Regions from separate parts of the Homo sapiens genome. Here regions 2 and 3 are each linked to region 1. Evidence: chromatin contacts called from ENCODE Hi-C or POLR2A ChIA-PET data. All regions are on one chromosome and are shown on one strand. The core of a region is the stretch at or near the end of the contact, and the rest is flanking DNA. Distances in the headings are between cores, read along the strand shown. Region 1 holds the start of EFL1 (elongation factor like GTPase 1). Region 2 holds the start of BTBD1 (BTB domain containing 1). Region 3 holds the start of TMC3-AS1 (TMC3 antisense RNA 1).

Evidence for each region. Hi-C counts contacts between places; a loop is a spot of excess contacts on that map. ChIA-PET counts read pairs that join two places held with the same protein, here RNA polymerase II (POLR2A). Pooled maps may share reads with other maps.
Region 2: a map of CD8-positive, alpha-beta T cell shows a loop between it and region 1 (6-fold over the local background). The contact joins the promoter of BTBD1 here to the promoter of EFL1 in region 1. A Hi-C loop is called at or near these places in 2 of 168 maps with a recorded cell type or tissue (CD4-positive, alpha-beta memory T cell and CD8-positive, alpha-beta T cell), 2 of 37 single-sample maps with no recorded cell type and 8 of 50 pooled maps. POLR2A ChIA-PET finds 5 or more read pairs at or near these places in 1 of 52 experiments (naive thymus-derived CD4-positive, alpha-beta T cell).
Region 3: a loop to region 1 is called in a map of ascending aorta, with 6 times the contacts of the local background. The contact joins the promoter of TMC3-AS1 here to the promoter of EFL1 in region 1. A Hi-C loop is called at or near these places in 1 of 168 maps with a recorded cell type or tissue (ascending aorta), 2 of 37 single-sample maps with no recorded cell type and 10 of 50 pooled maps. POLR2A ChIA-PET finds 5 or more read pairs at or near these places in 2 of 52 experiments (GM12878 and activated CD4-positive, alpha-beta T cell).

What each region holds. Positions count from the first base shown.
Region 1 is chr15:82,259,208-82,263,983 of GRCh38, forward strand. EFL1 (elongation factor like GTPase 1) reads right to left here and starts at 3,527. Exons shown (of 20, transcript NM_024580.6): 1 at 3,407-3,527; 2 at 2,481-2,590. The coding sequence starts at 2,571. SAXO2 (stabilizer of axonemal microtubules 2) reads left to right here and starts at 3,611. Exons shown (of 4, transcript NM_001348699.2): 1 at 3,611-3,725. The coding sequence starts at 3,673. RefSeq lists a silencer at 1,457-1,643 and enhancers at 3,652-3,741, 3,762-3,831.
Region 2 is chr15:83,064,094-83,068,793 of GRCh38, forward strand. It overlaps BTBD1 (BTB domain containing 1), which reads right to left and starts at 3,159. Exons shown (of 8, transcript NM_025238.4): 1 at 2,658-3,159. The coding sequence starts at 3,058. It overlaps MIR4515 (microRNA 4515), which reads left to right and starts at 3,242; the gene lies at 3,242-3,322. RefSeq lists silencers at 2,477-2,646, 2,887-3,366 and enhancers at 3,427-3,546, 3,557-3,606.
Region 3 is chr15:81,322,818-81,327,115 of GRCh38, forward strand. It overlaps TMC3-AS1 (TMC3 antisense RNA 1), which reads left to right and starts at 1,516. Exons shown (of 7, transcript NR_120365.1): 1 at 1,516-1,744. It overlaps STARD5 (StAR related lipid transfer domain containing 5), which reads right to left and starts at 1,324. Exons shown (of 6, transcript NM_181900.3): 1 at 1,184-1,324; 2 at 82-131. The coding sequence starts at 1,282. RefSeq lists a silencer at 1,816-1,865.

The sequences.
Region 1 (4,776 bases), core at 2,277-4,776:
TGGATCATACCTATAGATTTAAAATCTGGTCATAAGAATTGGTTTAGTAAAGATTTTCTATTTACCTATGCTAGGTGACAAAAGAGATTTATTAGACTTTTGAACAGAATATCATCTGGAAGGACACAGAGGCTAGCACTCTATAATGCTGTAATCTTATCTCCAACCCTGTGGATCTACTCAACCTCATCTGAAAAGTTGTCAAGTAACTTTAGAGAACATACTCTTTTGCCATATTTCCCCATGCATGGCCTCAGCTGGAATTTGCTAAACTGTCTTAAGAAAATACTTACTTATCAAAGAAATTCAGGAACATTATCCATATCTCTTACTGTTTGTAATATAGCATGTGGAGGGCATAAACATACTGTAACAACCAATGAAACCTAGTATCCAAATCTAAACCTAGGAATCTACTTTAAAGCAAAAGAATCTTCGAATATATTTATAGTTACTTTTATTAAGCAGACTACATACAACTAAAGTCTATGAGATTTTATGTGATATAAACAGGTGATTCTGTGTAAAGAATGTCAGGGGTATGCATAATTACTACAACTGGGTTGGAGTAAGCAAAGGAGGGTTTTTTTCCTTCAAGACAAGTCTTTATTGCACTTTAGGAACTTCAGCAAAGCTATGGAATCTCTGTATTGTTCAAACCAGAGACCAATGAGTAGGAGAACTGAAGATATTTAACACTGCTATCTGTCTGCAATGTAAATATGTATTAGCATATAATCCTAGAGCATCACTTTCCTGCTACCCAGTAAAGCTGAATTTATTCTAAGTACACCAAGTATATACCTCCCTAGAAAATAATTATCAAGCAAGCAGGAACTTTGCTTTATTCACAGCAGTATCCCTAGGACCAGAACAACGCTTGTCATATAGAAGACCTTCAGAAAATACTTGTTGAATGGATGAATCCCAGGTTTTTTAGGATAGTAGCAGCTTAACATAATTTTAAACAATACATTTAAAGTAATTTGTTACACCCCACTAACTTTCCACTTGAATAAATTCATAAAGAAAAAAAAAACCCTTTTATCAGCCTTCACATTCTCAAAATGTGAGCAGTAAAATTATAAAAACTCATGGAGGCAGGGGTTACTCACTGGATTTGTACTAAAACTCATTCACAGCTGGCTTCACTTGTAAGTGATCCACTATCTGTCTTTCTGTCAGTTTCCATACTCACATTACTTCAGCTCTTCTATCAATGACAACAGCCACCTAATCTCTGACTTTGGATCCATCCTAAGCATGTCTACCAATCTAATCTTTCTCATGTTTTATTTGATTACATCATTCCTGCTCCATGTTTTCCCCCAAAGGCTCCCTACTGCCTAATAGTAGACATTAATGATCGTTTTCATGGTGAAGCGTTTACCTTCCCTCTCATTATTATCACATTTAATCCTATAGCCTATAAAGCAGGTATAGTTTTCATCCTGTTTTACAGATGCTGTATATTGAAGCTCAAAAAGGCAAGGTATGTAACTTGAAAATGGAGATCTGAACTTAGGTTGTCTAACTCCAGAGCTGGAGCACTCAACTCTTATCCCAGTTCCTAGCTGGCATGAGCAGCTCTATGAGATATGACTCAGCCTGCTTCTTCACCTCGCCAACTGGTCCTTCATCTTCAGGATGGTAAATATGTTTTATTTCATATGCCCATCCCAATCACTTTGCTGTGGTTACCTAAACTACCAAGAGGTTTGAAATCAAGAGGAGGCTTAGCATGAAGGAGCGCTATGGAGTTACAGCAGTATCTGTCAGAAGAACATACCATGGGTTAGCTATCTCTGCCTTTCCCATATACTGGGCTTTGACCACATATATTTCCCTCTCCCCTTGATGACACATTCCCACCTGTAATGATTATCTCCATTTGTCATCTTGAGCCCCCTTCAAGTGTCATCTCTAATACTAATTATGTTGTGAGGTCTTTTCCTAACCCCTCACTTCCTAATCCTCTAGTTCTCCCAACCTTAGAGTCTACTTTTTTCTCTTGTTTGTCTCATTTTGCTCTGCTCCCCGTTAAAACCTCCCCTGGGCTAGTGCCCTACTCATAAATCTCCACCTTCAGACATACTAAGCAAAATATCTTGAACTTAACAGACGTTTGATAAATATCTGATGAATTAAATAGGATCACATACCACAGACTCTAAGGACATTATGTCAAGACTACAGACATTTTATATGTAAAGCCATTTCAAAAACAAAAAATTCAAGTTCTGCTTTAAAAAACAACATGACATAATATATAGAAGAATGCTACTCACTAGGTAACCGTGTTCATTTCAAATGCTTTATAGCAAAGCAGGCTTCCCTAACATCACACAAAACTTTTAAAGAAAGAAGACTTGCTTCTTAGCAAACATCACTCTCAGCTGTCCACAGCTTCACTCCACTGAGACATACAGAGACACATCTCCCTTATTTATCAAAATAAGCCATTTAAAAAGTATTCTTACCATGGTCAACATGAGCCAAAACACAAATATTCCTGATGTTGGCAGTGTTTTTCTGGAGTTGAATCATCTTATCCAAACTGTTGAGCACCATGATTACTTATTTCCTGTGACTAAAAATTAAATATGTATTACAAATGGCCCAGAGGCTAAAGGTCGGGGCAAAAGAAAAAAATAATAATAAACGCTGGGAGGTGGCAAGCTTCTCAAACCCCTTAAACCAAGAACCCAGTGAATGTTTATTGATGAGATAGACCACCAAGGCCTAAGTCCAGTTCGAGCACTAAAGTCAGTATCCTACCACGATTACACTTAAGGAGTTTGCTCATCCTTCCGGATCCAAAGGCTGCGATGAATCACGCAGCTCGAGGGGACTGGGTGCACAGTGACACCAGTAACCCTGCCGGTGGAGGAGTACTCCAGTAAACATCTCCAGGCCAATGACCACGTACAGGAAGGGTTGCATCCAGGAGGGAGAGAAAATGCTGAAGAAGATGCTCCCTTTCTCTCTTCAGTCTTCCCCCAAGTCCCTCATTCTGACATTCTCGCTCGTCCTCGCGCGAGGTCAAATACCCAGCTTTATTCCTGCCCATGGAGCCCGAACAAAGTTTTGGGTCACGTGCTTATTATCCAAGCAGGTGCACTGCCGGTCTTTCATTCCTTTCTAAATAAAAAGGAAAAACCTCTACACTACATGCCCTTCATTTCTGCAGGGTCCCAGATTCGTTCTCTTTGAGGATCCTGGGTCCACACAGACAGGCGACCGCCCCGGCCCCAGACGGGAAGCGGCACTCCGGGGACCGAAGCTCCCAGCCCGCGCTCGGCCCCAGCCCCTGTTCCCGCCTCAGAGCCGCAGCGAGCGGGTTCCTCCGGCACCGCCCAAAGGCTGGCCTAGGAGGTTCCAGCCCCCAGCGCCAGCCCACACTCACCGGCTGCAGCAGCCCCACCAGCCCCGCTCCTTCTCTCGGGTCGCACCCACACCGAGAGCTTCCGAAAGTCCGAGAGCTCTGCGGGTCCGACACGCCCGCGCGCCAGGGGGCGGGGCCGGCTGTCGCTCGACCTTTCACCCGCACGTCTCTGACGCCGCCGGAAGCCGGCGCCGAGTCTGTCACCGGGCATCCCTCTGTTGCCTTGACTACGGCGGGCGCTGTGGGAGTGGAGAAGCTGCAAGTGCTGAGGCGCGGTGGAGGAAAGCATGGGAGCCAAGAGTATGAGGAGCTGGTGTCTGTGTCAGATTTGTAGCTGCGGGTAAGAAACGGCTGGTGTAGCGGCGGGCCCGGGCTTGGGAGCCGACCTAGGGCCTAGGTGCACGGAGCCGGCTCCTCGGGAACCCTGAGAGTGGCCGTCCCCCGGAGATGAAGGGACGAGGGCGCAGCGACATCCCCACTTATCCCGCTCCGCGAATACTCGCTCCTCACCCGCCTGCTACCCGGGGGTAAAACGTTTGTTCGTAGCCCCTGAGACTCCCAATCAAGGATGCAAAGTAAAATGCCACCCGGGCCAGGTAAGTAATATATGTGAAGCCGCGACGGGATATAACGCTGGTGAGTAGTGGGATGTGATCCGACTGGGAGAGTGCATTTCCACCCCATAATCCCCCACCACGAAGATGAGAAAGAACAGTGCTCAAGGCCCTGAGTCTGCAACCCATATCACATTTTCTTTCATCTGTAGCTTTCTGTCCTCCCAGCCAGACCATATTCCCATTCCCGTCCAGGCAGCAGTTCTTTGGGATCCGCCTGACTGAAAAGTCAGTAAGTAGTCCCTACCCTGAAATCTAGAATCCAACTGTGAGTCCTGCCTAACAACCTTCCATCACCTGTAAACACAGTCCTCTCCTTCCTCAGCTTCACTATTGACCCAGGGATTAGATCATTATTTGCTAAGTAAATATGAACGTTGTCAATCCCTGGTGTATTTGTAATCCCATTCAAAGAAAACACCTACATGTTGATGGAAAGCAGTTTTTTTAATAGTCTCATAATAAACACAGTTCATAATTATATATAGATTAAAATATCAACAAATTAACTTTGGGTGTATGAATCCTCAGACTGGTGTGCAGGAGAAAATTTTTACTTTTCTCCTAATTTATATTCAACGCAAGTTCCTTTCTCATTCAACTGTAAGGAAATTCAGTCTTCATTATGTTGAGGGCCACCATTGGAATGGCGTGATTTTACTTCTTGTTTGTTTGTTTTGGGCTGTGGTTGTTAGTTTTGTCTTTTTAAGGGTTTATTTTTATTTTTTGACAATGCAATAAATACACAAGAAGTATCATAAAAATCTAAGCAAAAAT
Region 2 (4,700 bases), core at 1,909-4,408, 800 kb after region 1:
GTTTCTTTAAGGGCTTCAAACTTAAGTTCATGAGCCTGTAAGTAATGTTAACTAATTCAGGATGTTTACAAGTATGCCCAAACTAACCTGCTCTTCCAACTTAGCAAGTACTATCAGGCATCTTTTTGTCACGTATTAGCTAACAACAACATCTACGTTACACAGCCAGCCAAAATTAAATTTAGAAATCAGTCCAGATATCAATTTCAAAATAGAACAATGACCAGAACCTGAAGGATAAATACAATGCTAGGAAAATAAAACACACTGAAAATGTAAAAATGAAAAAAAAGTTTAAAAATGTAAAAAATGTTTTACAATGTGAAAAAAAAAATTGCACTGTCCTACATTTCAAACACTCTAAAATTAACTTACTTTCTATTGATGGGAAAGCACTAATTAGCAGCTTCGGTGAAAATATTAAAATATGTATTTTTCCTCTACATTCTTATCCTAGTAATCTCAATATTTTTTCAAAGTAAAAAATTGCCCCAAAATAGTTTTAGATTTGTGGTTCTTAAATTTAGTTTGTATAAGTATCACTTAGGGAGAGTGTTAAAAATGCTACCAAGGTCTCACCTCCAAATATTACGGTATATAATGAGGATGAGATCTACACATTTCATAAGCACCCCAGAAGATTATAATGCAGACGGCCCACAGATCATTTTGAAAACTACTTCTAGTCTAGAAAATCCAAATGAACTATACCCAATCCTCCTGGTGAACTTTAAACTAAAATGACCTGGATTTTAGCTTTTGAGGTCCCCCCCCTTTATAAATGTAACTGAACTAAATTACAGAAAATATCAGAAACAAAGAATAAAGAAGAAAAAAAGGTACTTTCATCTCACTACTCCAGGTGACTTTGCTTAGCATTTTGGTATGTTTCCTTTTATCCCGGTCTCTAGGTATATGTTTGTTCCATGTCTTTTCACGTTGTAACCATGGTGCAGTTTCAAGTGCTATCCGTCATATTTAGTGACTGCATTATATCTCATCAAGTGAACCTACCACTGTTTAACCATTCCCTACAGCTGACTACTTCCTCACTACTATAAATAAAGCTGTAAATATTTTTGTATGCAATTTGCAATACTTGAATGCTTCTTACGTGTGGAAAGAAAATCTATAGCACCAAACTGTTTTCCAAAAGGGTTTTTACCACCATCTTTGTCAGAAAATGCTGTTCAGATGTTACCTTTAAATTTTTTGGTGGGATTAATGGAAGGAAAAAATACCACTGTCTTTTAATTTGCACTTCCTAATTACCAGCCAGGTAAAACATTCGTTAATTAGTTGTATTTTTTCTTTCTCTAAGTTATCTATCCTGTCCTTTATCCATTCGTCAATGGAATCTTATTATTTGTTTCTAGTTGTGTGAACTTTACATTCATTTTCTTGTTCATCTTTCTGATTCAACTGTGAACCTTTGTATCTAATTCTGTCCCACTGACCTGCCTGTTTTTGCTTCAGTACTACCCAAGACTCTGCCATTTTAATAACAACACGTTCTACTCAGGCAGCTATTTAAAACCATCTTAGTATAATGAAACAGACATGGTCTTCAGTGTGAGTTAGCTGTTTGTTACCTTGGGCAAGATACTTGACTCTTCTGGGCCTCAGTCCCATTTGTGAAATTGGGGTAAACAATTCTTACGCCTCCCTAACAGGATGGCTGTGATTAAAAGCTAGTAATGCCAAACAATCACCTTTTCATTAGATGTCAATCTACTATCCTCAAATAACCAACAAGCAAATTCTAACATCAAGGGAGGGATTCATTTATAAGCAAATGTGACCTTGTGTGTAGAAACACAAAGCAGGTAAAGCCTCACTTGTCTGTTTTCGTATTTACTTTCCTGGGTCTTGACAACTAATACGTTAATGAAAAACAAAAACAAAAACAAAAAAGTGGCCAGGCGCGGTGGTTCACGCCTGTAATCCCAGCACTTTGGGAGGCCGAGGTGGACGGATCGCTTGACCCCAGGAGTCCGAGACCAGCCTGGGCAACATAGTGAAACCCTCTCTCTACCAAAAATAAAAATAAAAAAAATTAGCCGGGCGTGGTGGCGCGTGCCTGTAGTCCCAAATACTCGGGAGGCTGAGGTCGGAGCATCACCTGAGCCCGGAGAGGTCGAGGCTGCAGTGAGCCATGATCGCGCTACAGCATTCCAGCCTGGGCAACAGAGCAAGACCTTGTCTCAAAAAAAGCGGGGGGAAGGGGGTGACAATAACCCCAAAACATCAGTCCTGCAAGATTTTTCAACTACTCTCTTCCCCCAAACAAAAACATAAAACTTCGCAAATGGGCAATCAGGACAACCTGATCTGCCCCTCTATCCTTGCCACTTGTCTAATTCTGAAGTCTGAGCGACAATCCATAATTGGAATGCGAAACGCCTTTCAATGGTAAAACGCACGCTTGCCTAATGAAGACACTAACGTTTAGTTGGCGACTGAGCCGTCCTGGTTCACAGATTTCGATTTCGACCCTCCGGAGCATCAACGGCTCGGGAGGAAACTGAGGCCCCGGGCGGGTCAGAAGAGCCCAGCCCAAGGTCATCCGGGAGTCCGGGTAGGCCGGGCCCCGGGGATCTCCCAGCCCGGCCCGGCCCGGCCCGGCCCGGCCCGGCCCGGCCCGCGCTGCCGCTCACCTCAGCAGCGCCAGGAAGGCTGCGGGCTCCACGTCCGGCAGCTCGATCTCGGCCGACGTGGTGGCCATGCCGCCGTTGAACATGGCGTCAAAGACGGCGCTGCCGGCCGCCAGCACGAAGCGGTGGGCGGGGATGCGCTGCGGGCCCCCAGCGGCGGCGGCGCCGCGACCCTTGCCCAGTACGAAGCGCACATCGCTCAGCAGCTCCGAGTTGAAGAGGAAGGCGAAGCGCTCCTTCAGCGACGCCTTGGTCGCCTGCCAGTTGTAGAGAGGTTCCCGCTGCAGGGGGAGCAGGGGCCCCAGAGAGGACGGTGAGGGCGGCGGCGGCGGCCCCGCGGGGCCCGGCTCCGCCTCAGCCCCCGACGCCTGCTCCCCAGCTGCGGCAGGCCCGAGTGAGGCCATCCTCCAGCTGCGCGGTTGCCCACGTTATGGACAAAACTCCGCCGCCATCGCCCAGGCCGCCTCCGGAGGCCGGCGCTGCCTCCCTGCCTTCCGGGAAAGGCGCTTCCGGGGGCCTCGCGCCTCCGCAGGCCCCTCCCTGACCGCGCGCGCCCCCGCACGCCCGGGTTGCCGCTGTGCGCGGCCGCGGGAGGTGTAACAGGACTGGACTCCCGGCAGCCCCAGGGCAGGGGCGTGGGGAGCTGGTCCTAGCTCAGCGCTCCCGGAGGTGGAGCTTCTGCAGGCTGGGTGCTGCCGGGCCTACGGGCACCCACCCCCTGGCTCAGTGCCCTGGGTATTCTGACTCAGTAGGTCTGGGGTAGGGCCTGAGAATTTGTAATTTTAAGATGCATCGTGGATCTGCAGGCGGCTCTCACGGCTGCCTTTTTCTTCCTGCAGGCCCCTTATCACCAAGTCCAGCGCCCCCATTGTGTATCTGGGACATGTCCCAAGGCCTGTCCCGAGGAGTGTTTTGCCTGGAAGTGGAGGGGCAGGAAAGTATGGCCAAGGGAACACGTGAGGGAGGGGATGACATGACTTCCCACAACCCTGTACCCCAAGCGTGGCCAAGTCGCCGCTCCAGAAGGCCGCGAAACCCGTGGAAATTCCGGAAGCAGAGGTGGAAGGCTTAGAACCCCAGTGACCTCTCCCCAGGTCCGCAGGTCCCTTTCCCTTCTAATTGACCCTTTGGTTCCGTCCTCTGGGCCTAAGAGACATTTCCTTCTACTGCTTCCACCCCTGTATTTGAAACCCCTCGTGCTTGCCCACCTTCTCTTGTAGCGCTTTTCAGTCCTTGCACTGAACCACTGCCTAAGCTTGAAATTTAAAAAATTAAAAACTAAAACACACACACAATGGAAAAGGCTGTATTATCCCTTCCCAGGCAGTATTTACAACCCGGTCATCATGATTGGGGGACCGAGGCCTTCCTTTTTCTCCCTTCAGTGAGGCAGGCCCTGAGTTAAGTCAGCTGTCAAAAGCAGAACGTAGAAAACCCAAGAAATAGTCCTTGACCAGGCACGTATAGTTGGAAACACCTGTTCTTTGCAGGAAGAGCCTTACAGATTACAAATGCCGTCAAGTAAATAGTAAACCCCAAACCTGGGTTTCTCCTGTAAAATCACTCCACTTGTGAAACCACCAGAGGGGACTTCCAGCTGTTAGGCATTTAGAATGGTAACTTCTTTGGGAGAGGAACGTGCTTGGGAAGAGACTTAAAGTAGTAGGGGCTGAAATAGTGGATGCACAACCCCTTCCCCATTGCCAGCCGGCAATTCCTAAAGACAAAGGGACATCATGCTACTAATGATACCATTATCACACCTAACAAAATTAACCATATCATCAAATCATCTATATATGATTTTTTTTTTTTTGAGACGGAGTCTCGCTCTGTTGCCAAAGCTGGAGTGCAATGGCATGAAGTCTGCCTTCCGGGCTCAAGCGATTCTCCTCCTCAGCCTCCCGAGTAGCTGGGGTTACAGGTGCGTGTCACCACATCCAGCTAATTATTTGTATTTTTAGTAGAGACGGGGTTTCACCATATTGGCCAGGCTCCTCTCCAAGTCCTGACCTCGTGATCTACCCGCCTCGGCCTCCCAAAGTG
Region 3 (4,298 bases), core at 266-2,765, 940 kb before region 1:
AATATTTTAGGAGGCAGGCCCATAAAGATACCAGGAAGGGTGCGGCACCTCTGGTAATCTTTGAACGAGGCATGCACTTACAGGTTCCCTGGAAACTCCACAGATGGCCTCCAGGAAACTGAAACTCCATTCTGTCAAAAGGCACAGAACCACAGAATTTTAGAGCTAGAAGGGCTCTGGTCACCTGGCTTAATCCCCTGTTCTACAGAAGAGGGGTAAGAGGCCTCAAGAGATACGACTCTCCAAGGCTGTGCAACCCATACGTGGAAAAGCTGGGACTAGTCTTGGGCAAAGCTGTCCCCACAGCAGAATGTGATGAAGAAAAAGATCTTAACTGGCTGACTCCAAGAGCCGTGGGTGGTTTTTAAAATTATCTTAAAAGCCACCAGGCATTCTGTTTCCTTGAGCAACCCAGGGCTACTTAATGAAAAGTCAGAAGGGTCAAGCAAAACTACTCCCATGCTACCCTCTGGCAACGACAAAGAGAGGGGTTCATGCTGTAATGAAAAGTCAGAAGGGTCAAGCAAAACTACTCCCATGCTACCCTCTGGCAACGACAAAGAGAGGGGTTCATGCTGTAATGAAAAGTCAGAAGGGTCAAGCAAAACTACTCCCATGTTACCCTCTGGCAACGACAAAGAGAGGGGTTCATGCTGTAATGAAAAGTCAGAAGGGTCAAGCAAAACTACTCCCATGCTACCCTCTGGCAACGACAAAGAGAGGGGTTCATGCTGTAATGAACACAGAAGAAAACCTTAGTATGCATCAGATGCTGGATCAGACTTTACTGGATTTAAACAACATGTAAAAACCTCCTTAGCTGCGACCACATTCTTTCATTTTGTTTTGTTTTTAAACACCTGCTTACCCCTTAAATGCAATTTATTTACTTTTACCACTGTCACAGAAACATCCAGTCCTAAACAGCATTCAACAGCCAGGTGACCTTGGGCAAGTCACTGAGTGAAAGGAACAGATACTTACCACCTGAAGTCATTGTGAGCATAACAGGCCCAATCTTTTTTTTAAAGAAGAAAACAATCCCCATTGGAATCCCTCTCAATCGGGTCCAGGGGATTGGGGAGCAGAAAACAACGGGGAGAGGAGGCGCTTGGGGGCTTCTGGGGACCCGGGCTCCACGAAGCCGTCTCCGCGACCCCTTCCCGCCCAGCTCCTCACTCACGCCTTCCCGGCAAATCTTCCAGCCTGCTGTGTCCCGCCGGTACTGGAGCATCTTCTCGGCCACAGCCTCGCTCATCTGGGCTGCCAGCGCCGGGTCCATTGCGTCGGGAGCTGCGCTTAGCTGCGGGGTCGCGGGTGTTATGAGCGGCGGCGCTGGATCCCGGGTGCCTGGAGGCTGGAGCTCTGGGAGGAGCTCGTAGCCCCGCCTCTTTCCGCGCCCCCGCTCCCGAATTGGTCCAGGCCCTCAGACGGATCCCGCCTCCCGGAGATTGGCAGGACAAGGAGACCGCGGGGCCAGGCTCTCCAGTTAGCGTCAGCGCCTGGGCGGGTCCCGGACGCCTTGGGCGGGCCGGGTAAGGTCCAGCCGTATCCGCCTCCTTCATGTCCCGCTGTGGGAGGGGCTCTGGAGCGCCGGGACTGTGAGATGGCCAATGACGGTCTGACCCGTTGGGCCGGGCCAGGTCGCGGACAACGTCGACCGTTTGTTTAAGAAGCGTGGACTCTTGTCCTGAGTGCACCGAGGCTTTCAGCCTGCGGGACAGTGGTGCGATTTGCATTAGAGGTAATATGCTAGGGCGGCTGCTGCAGGGTGGGAGAGGAAATGCGCGTGGAGACTGGGCGCGTGCAATGGTGGGAGAGGTGTGTGGCAGGGGTGCGGGGAGTGGGGGTGAAGAGAAGAGGACCCATCGTAGAGTGTTTAGGAGATGGAAGGTGAAGGTCTCTGCCCCCGATTGTGGATGTTCAGAAGGAGAAAGCATCATGACTCCCAGCCTTGGCCACCTGGCAGCTTACCTGAGATGGAGAAGAGATAGGGTGAGTTCAGTTCTGGGCATATTTAGTTGGAGGTGCCTGAAGGGCCTTTAGTGCAGGTGTCCAGGAGTCAATGCAATGCGCTGACATCTGCGAGAGGCCCGGCTTTATTAGAGATATGGGAGTTCTCTGCTTCCAGCTGCCCTGGAGCTGCGGGGAGTGAGCCAGGGTCGCATCTTCACAGCGTGAATGGCAAGGACAGCCTCGGTTTCCCCTCTTCTGCGCTATCACCAACTAAATATTTGAAAAGGTTAATACTGAGGTCTATTTCTTATCTTTCTTTTTTATGTACTTATTGTTTCCTTTAAACTTTCGATATAAATGTTTGGAAGAGTAGTGTAAACAAATTGACAACTTGAAAGACCTTTTTGGAAGATGTGAAGGGCAGCCAGGCTGTGAAGAAGACCTGGATGGGGAATTAGGGAGCTCAAGATCTAAACCCAGTTTCACTCATTATTCTTTGAGCTTCAGTTTACTCCAAGGTGAAATGGGATACATCATAAATGTTCCTGGCGGGGTCCGGTGGCTCACGCCTGTAATCCCAGCACTTTGGGAGGCTGAGGCAGGAGATCACTTGAACCTAGGAGTTCGAGACCAGCCTGAGCAGCATGGCGAGACTCCGTCTCTACTAAAAATTCAAAAATTAGCCGGGCATGGTGGCGCGGGGCTGTAATCCCAGCTACTTGGGGGGGCTGAGGTGGGAGGATCGCTTCAACCCGGGAGGCAGAGGCAGCAGTGAACCGTGATCGCGCCACTGCACTCCAGCCTGGGCTGCAGAGCAAGATCCTGTCTCAAAAAGTAATAAAAATAAACAAACAAACAAATAAATGTTCCCTATGCCCTTGTGAAGAGAGAGGGAAGTAACGCATGTAAATACTCTTAGGACCCATAAAAGAAAAGACTAGTAAATTAATCCCATTAAAAAATTAAGCACATCAAAATTTCATAAAAAGTTAGATAATATGAGAAAAAAATCGGGACACACTTTAACACATAAGTTTTCTTATCGAACCAAGGGCTCATACAAATCATTAAGCAATTTTCAGACAACCCCATAAACAAAAAGAATGCATTAGACATGGAAAGATACTTTGTGGAAAAATTAATTGACATGGCTAACAAAGCTATAAAAAGATGCAGAACCTCACTCATTGTTAGGGAATTAAAAATTAAAGCAAGGAGAGGCTTTTCTTAAAACCTATTGATGGACAAACATGAAGTTTGTTTATACCCTGTGTTGGTGAGGGTATGGAGAAATAGTTGTTACACAGCGGATGAGAGTACAAATGTATGCAACCTCCTGGGAACAGAATAACAACATATATTAAAATTTTACTCTACTTGTTCTTTGATCCAGTGACTCTTCCTGCACAAAGATGCATAAAATTAATCTTGCAACTGGAAGTAACCTATTTACCAGTATATTAACCAAAGTTATAGAACATCCACTTAGTGGAATATTATGTAGCCATCAAAATAACCTAGCCCAGATGGTGGAAAGTGGGGATGGAGTAGACCCCCTGCAGGACTATAGTAGCACTATTTTGCTCCTAGGAAATGGGAACGTCTGGATATACAAAATATTTGGAGAAGCAAACTGTCCCCGAGGCCTGTGACAAACTGGAAGTAGGAGATTGGTGAGGTCAGGGCAGCCTTCAAGCAGAACACTCATTTATTTTATCACCGGAGGCCGGCACAGGGCAGAGTGAGCAGATGATTGGAACAGAGGGAAGGTGAGAGCTGCCCACACAGTGTTTGCCAGGGGCCTGGGACAGAAATCTATTTTGTAGTCTGTCTGAGGCTGCAGTTTGGAGCTGAAGGGGATGGAGGAATGACTGAGCTCTGGAGATTCCACTGATCAGAGCCCTTCCCACAAGGTCCTGAGAGGGCTCTGAGTCACCCAGTTGTCCACCAGACTTCATCAAAGTCCCAGGTGAATACAATTAATAGGTGTATATGGGAGCAGGTAGCCCAGTAGCTTCTAACTCAACACCACCACTAGACAGACTATAGAGGGGATGGGCCCAAGTGTCCACATGCTCCAGTCTTACAAGGCCCTGAATAGAGTGGAGTATCTGCTTTCCACTTAGACACTGATGAAGAATTGCATGCATATTTACTAAGTTAGCTTGGGCAGGTGCTATGTGAATCTACAAATGTAAGCACGTCGGTATGTTTATTGCTTACTCAGCAATAGCTAATCGTTACTCAGCACTTACTTCTTGCTAGCCACTATCCTAAGCACTTTACCTGTTTTGGGCCATTTAACTTAACAATACCGCAGCACCATGAGATAGAGACTACTA